Regions from separate parts of the Homo sapiens genome. Here all the other regions are linked to region 1. The links are chromatin loops, found by intact Hi-C in ENCODE. Cell type or tissue: heart left ventricle. All regions are shown on one strand.

The links. Peaks named below come from ENCODE experiments on the same cell type or tissue, not always from the same donor. Only the 100,000 strongest peaks of a DNase experiment are listed, where the experiment ranks them.
Region 2: a loop joins it to region 1, with 2.9 times the contacts of the local background. A loop is called at or near these places in 54 of 110 quality-filtered maps.
Region 3: it touches region 1 in a loop (1.9-fold over the local background); 46 of 110 quality-filtered maps call a loop at or near these places.

What each region holds. Positions count from the first base shown.
Region 1 is chr2:219,293,982-219,296,481 of GRCh38, reverse strand. It overlaps PTPRN (protein tyrosine phosphatase receptor type N), which reads left to right. Exons shown (of 23, transcript NM_002846.4): 17 at 1-43; 18 at 137-256; 19 at 1,341-1,507. It overlaps MIR153-1 (microRNA 153-1), which reads left to right and starts at 2,282; the gene lies at 2,282-2,371. RefSeq lists an enhancer at 1,341-1,635 and a silencer at 1,326-1,825. In heart left ventricle, CTCF peaks have their summits at 1,309 and 1,510 (motif pointing right); a DNase peak (open chromatin) is centred at 1,471; H3K4me3 peaks cover 1,111 bases; H3K27ac peaks cover 671 bases.
Region 2 is chr2:219,056,969-219,059,468 of GRCh38, reverse strand. It overlaps IHH (Indian hedgehog signaling molecule), which reads left to right. Exons shown (of 3, transcript NM_002181.4): 2 at 1,775-2,036. MIR3131 (microRNA 3131) reads left to right here and starts at 719; the gene lies at 719-781. In heart left ventricle, a CTCF peak has its summit at 1,303 (motif pointing left); DNase peaks (open chromatin) are centred at 398, 1,318 and 2,426; H3K4me3 peaks cover 1,376 bases; H3K27me3 peaks cover 2,500 bases.
Region 3 is chr2:219,244,243-219,246,742 of GRCh38, reverse strand. It overlaps GLB1L (galactosidase beta 1 like), which reads left to right and starts at 1,299. Exons shown (of 17, transcript NM_001286423.2): 1 at 1,299-1,514. It overlaps STK16 (serine/threonine kinase 16), which reads right to left and starts at 1,264. Exons shown (of 8, transcript NM_001330213.2): 1 at 947-1,264; 2 at 658-847; 3 at 1-86. The coding sequence starts at 743. RefSeq lists enhancers at 1,123-1,552, 1,001-1,583. In heart left ventricle, no CTCF peak of the experiment used is centred here; a DNase peak (open chromatin) is centred at 1,272; H3K4me3 peaks cover 1,509 bases; H3K27ac peaks cover 1,332 bases.

The DNA.
Region 1 (2,500 bases):
CACGCAGGGCCCGCTGTCCCATACCATCGCAGACTTCTGGCAGGTGGGCTCTTAAAGGGAGGGCTTCGCTGGGGTCCTTGTGGCCACGAGGTCCCAGGGAGGTTAGAGTGGAGCTCAACTGGGTCTCTGTCCCTAGATGGTGTGGGAGAGCGGCTGCACCGTCATCGTCATGCTGACCCCGCTGGTGGAGGATGGTGTCAAGCAGTGTGACCGCTACTGGCCAGATGAGGGTGCCTCCCTCTACCACGTATATGAGGTCAGCAGGGCCCCACAGCAAGGGGACAATGGATGTGGGAAGAGTAGATGATGGCCTTTTCGTAACGTTTTCTTCACCAAATGAGCACTCAACAGTCTTTTTAAAAAGGCTTTTATTGGCCCTGCTCATGATTCATACATATATGAATATATATAAACACATATATGCATACCCATATATTCACATATATACATGTGTGTGTCCTGTTTACAGAACATACATGTGTGTGTGTGTGTGTGTGTGTGTGTGTCCTGTCTAGAGTCAAAAAGCGTTCATAGAGACTTATGATAAAGGCACAGAGATCAAACTATAAAACCACCAAAACCGAGGTAAGAAGCTAACAGCTAAGTGTATATTAGACAGGGAAGATAAGGATACCCAAAGACTGAGATTAAGACCTACGTTAATTGAACCTAATTTAGCTCTGAGTTTCCTGGTGGCCAAAGCAAAGAAAGACATACCACCCGTTACATACGTTACTAATGTAAAAGAGAAACAAACTTTTTCATTAGGAGAGAGACTAGGTGGAGGGGTGGAGAAGGAGGGGGAACTGGGCAGAGGCCAAGCAGGGGAAAGAGAAATATTTCAGACAAATGGGAGAACGTGAGTCCCCACTAAGACAAAAAAACCTTAAGAACACAGCAGAAGCTTCTCATCACCAGATGAGCCTGAATAGTAATTTTTTCCCCACCAAATAAGCACATGACGGTTTTTTTAAAAAGCCTTTCATTGGTCCTGCTGGTGGTTAACGAAAAAAATCCAGTAAGAATACTACAGAATTTCATCCAAGTTTATGGCACGTGTAGCACCGATACTCTGGTAGACCCTGCGAGGAAGAGGGAGGAGAAACTCCGACCTCGAGAGGCTCACAATAGCTGTGTCTGGGTGGAAAAGCTACTAGTGGTCCTGAGCAGTAGATAAGTGACAGGCAGCCAGGGTTCCTGGGACCGCTGGAACTTAGAATTTGAACCGGCCTGGGAGGCCGGGCGGTGGTTGGAGAGACCGAGAAGGTCGCGAGGAGAGCGCGCGCAACGCGGGGACTGGGGCAGCCCGCGGCGCTCAGGCCTGGGCCCCTGCCGGGCAGGTGAACCTGGTGTCGGAGCACATCTGGTGCGAGGACTTTCTGGTGCGGAGCTTCTACCTGAAGAACGTGCAGACCCAGGAGACGCGCACGCTCACGCAGTTCCACTTCCTCAGCTGGCCGGCAGAGGGCACACCGGCCTCCACGCGGCCCCTGCTGGACTTCCGCAGGTGAGCGCGGGCGCCCCCGCCTGGAGGGACCGCATGGGCGGGGGCGGAGCCGGGGTCCGCCCGCCGCTCGGCCTGGAGCCCCGGGTCGGGCCTGGAGCCTCGGCCTCTGACTTCTGGCCGCCCGCTCCAGACCCCACGCTCCCACCCCTAAAAGCAGGCCTGAGGCTCCGGCTGTGCCCTTCCCCGAGCCTCCACCACCCGCGTGGGCCAGCTCCGCGCCGGCCGCTGCTGCTCTGCTCCCTCCCTCTCACGCTCCCGGGACTGGCTCCTTCTCCTCCACCTGCTTCCTCCAGAGGGCCCTCTGCTTTCTGTCTCCCCTCCCTCTCCAGGACCCCTGCTTCCTTTCTCCTTCCAGTTCCCTCCTGCCCCGCTGTCTCCAGGCCCTGCACTGCGCTGCCTTGCTGCCCCCTCCGTCTCTCACTCCCGCCTGCCCGTCTCCCCTCCTTCATCCCTCTCCGTCCCTCCTTCATCCCTCTCCGTCTCTTCGCCTCTTTTTTCTGTGTCTTTCATTCTTTTTCCTTTCCTCTTTCTTCCTCTTCTCTCTCCCCATCTCTCTCTCACTCTGTCTCTGCCTCACCCTTTCCCTCTCTCTCCATTTCTCCCTCTCCGCGCTTCTCTTCCTTTCTCTCTGCCCTCTCCCCTGTTTTTCTCCACCTCCTTCCCCTGTCTGCCAGTTTCTCTCTGCTGCTCTGTCCGTCTCTCCCTCTCCCTCCCGCTGCCTGTCTTTCCTCTCTCTGTCCTTCCCTCTCCCTTCTTCCCTCTTTCTCTCTCTCCCTCACAGCTGCCAGTGTCATTTTTGTGATCTGCAGCTAGTATTCTCACTCCAGTTGCATAGTCACAAAAGTGATCATTGGCAGGTGTGGCTGCTGCATGGACAGACAGGACATGTGGCCCGGGGACCACCCCGAGCTGGGAGCAAGGGGTACAGGGAAGAGGCAAAGACTGTCGAAAGGAGTGTGGGAGGATCTCTGGATTCTGGGGGGCTCAGTGGAG
Region 2 (2,500 bases), 240 kb after region 1:
GCTTGGTGGTGGGGACGGGAAGGAGTGGAAAAGAGGGGCTGAGATGCCGAGGGAGGCAGGGACCAGGGCTGACGCTAGTCTCTGCATGCTGGAGTAGGACCCGCGCTCCACCCAAGCTTAGAGGCGCAAATTCCTTCCCAGCAGCCAGGTCCGCGAGGGGAGAGACCTTCACCCCCTTCCTTCGGGGTCTCCCGAGGCTTCCCCCTGAAAGCAGGCCCCTGGCTTTCTAGATCCGTTGGGAAGAGCAGCTAGACTCAGGGCCCTCAGCATGCACCCTGGCGCCGGGGCTGGCCGGCCAGTGTCGGGGCCGAAGGTTGGCTGGTGGCCGGGCCGGGCCGGGCGCCGAGGAATGCAGATAAGGATCCGGGCCACGGGCTGGGCAATCATTGACAGCGCACGCCCGGGCTCTGGACCCGAGAGGGGGCGGTGGCAGTGAGGGAGAGAGGCGGGGAACCAGGGCTGCAGGCGGGCATAGGTGCGGGGCTAGAAGCCTGACGGCAGGGTCTACGAAGGAGCAAGCGGAGCTCCCTCCCTGGGCAGTAAGCACCCCCAGCCAGGCTGTGCACCAGCGAGGACCTGCGAGGCCCTGGGTTGTAGCTGCTATTGGCTCCTAGGAAGGCTGAGTCCAAGGGTCTGTGAGGCCCGGGCTCTGCAGGGTGGGGGTAGGTTGAGACTTGGGCTGCCCACACTTGTTGGCGCCTCGAATCTCAGAGTCTCAGAGTCGAGGACTGGTGGAAGGGCCTTTCCCCTCAGACCAAGGCCCTGGCCCCAGCTTCTTCTCAGAGTCAGCTGCACAGTCTCTTGGGCTCTCAGGACCCAGGCACACCAGGAGGCAGCAACCAAGGATGACCGCTTCGGTCCTTCCCCCAGGGCGCGGCTCTACCCCAACTCCACGTGAGGAGGATGGTGGAGCTGGCTCCCTGAGATCAGAAGCTTGGTTTATGGAGTTCCTTCCTACGGTATAGGGGCGGGGCACCGGTGCAGAGGTCCTGGAGGTCTGGGATTGTCAGCCCCTTTTGCGCCTTGCAGAGGAAGACGTTGCATGTGGCCCCCCATTGGGCGGCCCTGGCGCTAATCCGCCGGTTTCTGGTTCCCTGGCCCTGTCATCTCTGGCGGGGTTGTGGGCCGGTTTAAGATTATAAGAGGGTCCCGGCGGGAATCCTCGGTGGTGCTCGAGGGATCCAGGCAGGCCGGCGATTCCCCTCCAACACACCCCCTGAAGCTACCGAGACGCTCTGCACCTGCCGCGCCTCCAGAGCCTGTCGTCCCCAGGCCTCAGCCCTGAGGCTGCGGTGACACCTACTGGGCACCTCGGGCCTTGCACGCCTCGCAGGCCGGCCGCAGGCAGTCGGCTCTGCTGCCACTCCTCCCTCCCGGCCGCTGGCTGGCCCTCCTGCCTTGGAGGCACAGAGGGACCGGGCGCTGAAAGGTGTAGTCCTGTCTGTGGAGGGATGGATACCCGGAGCTGAAGACAGCACAGGAGAGAGGGGACCTCCACCTACCAGTGAAGGCGCCGCCAGGGCGCTTGCCTCCATGCCTCCTCCAGATTTGTGATACCGCCGTGCGGTCCAGATCCCCGGGGGCGGCTGTATGCTAGGGAGGGAGCACTTCAGGGCCCTCTGTTCCTAAGGGAGAGGGACAGCACCCTCCCGGGCTTCCAGCTCCCTTGGGTGTGGCGGGAGAGTTCTGGGCGAGGCTGCGCCTACACCTGCACCTCGGCCGGCTCCTCCGGCTGATTTCGCTCTGGTTGATTTCGCGCACATTCCTCTCCCAGCGCTGCAAGGACCGCCTGAACTCGCTGGCTATCTCGGTGATGAACCAGTGGCCCGGTGTGAAGCTGCGGGTGACCGAGGGCTGGGACGAGGACGGCCACCACTCAGAGGAGTCCCTGCATTATGAGGGCCGCGCGGTGGACATCACCACATCAGACCGCGACCGCAATAAGTATGGACTGCTGGCGCGCTTGGCAGTGGAGGCCGGCTTTGACTGGGTGTATTACGAGTCAAAGGCCCACGTGCATTGCTCCGTCAAGTCCGGTGAGCCGCCGCCGGGGGGCTGGGCCCGGGGCCGGGGCCGCAGGGCATGGGCAGGAGGAGTAGTGCCGAGAAGGTGAAGAGCCCGCCCGGGGATGGAGGCAGGGATCCGGGGGAAGAGGACATCAGCGGCGCTCTCCAAGGCTGCTCCTGACCGTGACTGCCTGCTCATCCCATGCCTGGCAGTGTCATGGTAGGAGCCTAGGGCGATAGGGCCCTGTCCCAGGGCTGCTGGGTGCTGACCTGGTGGCCCACAGTCCAGAGCCTGCCACAGGAGGTGCAAGACAGAGCAAGCTGGACAGATGGAGGAAGCCAGGCTGCCAGACAAGGCCTCCCCACCCCACCTGGCACAGAACAAGGCGGGTGGTGGGGCCAGGAGCCGGGGTATGCCCAGACACCTGCATGCCTGACCAGGAGCCCAGAGGCTCAGAACCCACCACCCAGCTGCAGGTCAGCCCTCCCTGGGG
Region 3 (2,500 bases), 50 kb after region 1:
CCTGCTGCTCGTGACACAGGATTCGCTTCAGGGCGTAGAAGTGTCCATCATGTAACCCTTCCACTAGGTCCACATAGCTGAACCCACTGTGGGCCAAAGGGGTCAATAAAGGGCCATGGTCATCTCCCACATGGCTTGGACCTAGAGAAATTTCCTGGTGGGGAGTGGGGTGTCCTTCCCATTTAGCAGAAACCTTCCCAAGATGTGGCTCTAAGAGAAATCTGAAGAATATTACACCGTGAGCTCCTCAGGAGCAGAGATATAGAAATCTTTGAGGTCCTATGGTCGTAATAGAGACCTCTGCACTTGACAGATGCTAAATAAATAATAGCCAACACTTATCAAGTACTTGTCAACCCCGCATTGGGTGAGACATTTTATACACATTATCTCATTTAATCCTCACAACTCCATCAGTGAGGGATAATAATCATCTCCATTAAGCTGATGAAAAAAACATGGTTTATCAAGGTCACACGAGGTGGATTTAGCAGGCCTGGCTCCAGAATCCACCTTCTTGATACTGTGTAGCTAGGTTCTGTCAGGTGAGAGAGGACAGGGATAGGGATAAAACCCTTGTGCCCCAAGCATATGCACACCGCTGTCCTTCAATGATCATAAACTTGAGGACTAGTTAACTGACTTCCAAACACTCACCCCTCCCCCAGTTTCTGGATGAAGAGGTAGCGCTTATTGTCAATGATGACAGTTCCCCGAGAGCAGACACACAGCGCGTGGCCCATAATGTCTCAGTCATCCTCTTCAAGGACGGTCTGAGGCTACCGAAGAGCTCGTCCAGGGTGAGTGGGCTCTTCCAGGAGATGCGCTGGGGGCCCAGCGGATCATGCTGGAAAGAAAACAACGGCAGGGTCACAGGTCCGGCACAATCCAGACGACCCATGAAGTACCAATGCGGAGAGCTCAGGCCCAGGTCTCTGGAACCTACACTATAGTGTAGAGAAAACAGGCCCTGCTCCGTCGCCAGCTTCAGGGGTGGGGTCAGGCGCCTTACGGCCTCAGGACACACAGCGGCTACCGGGCCACTTCCTCCAACCCCAGCCCATCTTTGGGCAGCCCCCGCTCCCACGCCCATCGCGCCGCAAAAGCAGAGCATAGCGTAGTTTCAGAGGACGTGCGAGGCTCAGGCCCACTCCTGGCAGGGCCCACCCCGGTCTAGGAGCCCAGAGCCCGGGATGGGCCATCTGCACTGCCGGACTGACCTGGCTCGGGCCAGAGAGAAGCGCCACCGACCGGAAGCAGTGCTGACATCATCAGTCCGCGCCGGCGTAACGGCCCGCGGTATCTCAGCAACCGCTGGGCATCCGGAGGATGTGGGGACGCGGAGCTGAGAGGCTCCGGGCTAGCTAGGTGTAGGGGTGGACGGGTCCCAGGACCCTGGTGAGGGTTCTCTACTTGGCCTTCGGTGGGGGTCAAGACGCAGGCACCTACGCCAAAGGGGAGCAAAGCCGGGCTCGGCCCGAGGCCCCCAGGACCTCCATCTCCCAATGTTGGAGGTAGGAGGCTTCATACCTCTGGCGCTCTGGGGCAGAAAGCGGCCAACTACACTGCAGCCTGGAGGGGGATCCAGTGAGGGGCGGGTCTGGTGGCCTGGTCTCCTGATCCCGTACAACCTTCTGGGCTCTGGCCTGTATCCCACTACCCCTAGTCTCAGTGGTTAAGAGCTCAGGCTTGTGAACCAGACTTCCAGTTTCTAAATTGAGTGTTAATAGCATGCTAGCTGTGTAACCTCGGGCAAGTTACTTAACCTCTCGGATCCTTACTTTTGGTAGCTGTAAAATAGGTATAATAGTACATAAGGTTAAGTAGCTTAACTGTGAGGCCAGACTGACTAGTTCAAATGACAGCTCCGTTAACGTAGTTGTGTGACCTTGGACAGGCTACTTAATGTTTCTGTCCTTTCCTCTCCTCCTCTGTAAAATGGAAATAATTATCTACCTCATGGAGTTGAAGATTAAATGAGATGTACAGTGTTTAATACAATATCTGACACATAGCCTTCAGTACGTGTCAATAAACCGTAATTATTATTACCCTGATCTTCACATCCCATTCTTGAGACTGTAAAGGCAAAAGGAACGGAAATTCACAGATTTTCGAGCTTTGGCACAAAGCAGTTGTCCTTAATATCTGTTGCGGAGGCAGGCAGGGGTAAGCTGGAGAGGGGTGCACTTCCAAAGAAGGTGGAATGGCCAGGAGGGAATGGCTGTTTTGCTGAAACAGGACTCTCCAGGAAAGAGGTCCTTCTTGTGACCTGGTTCCTCCCTTCCACACCCCGGATCACCCTGAAGATTTTCCAATGGTTTCCCCTGGTTCTGAACCTGTTTTAGCCTTTTGGTTATGACATTGATTCATCCAGATTTAACCTACTATATACCCGGCCCTGTGCTAGAGGCTGAGGATTTGAGATGAACAGGGCACTCCCTGTCCTCAGGGAGCCCAGTCAAGTAAAGCCATGCTTCTCAATTTTGAAGGTGCCTAG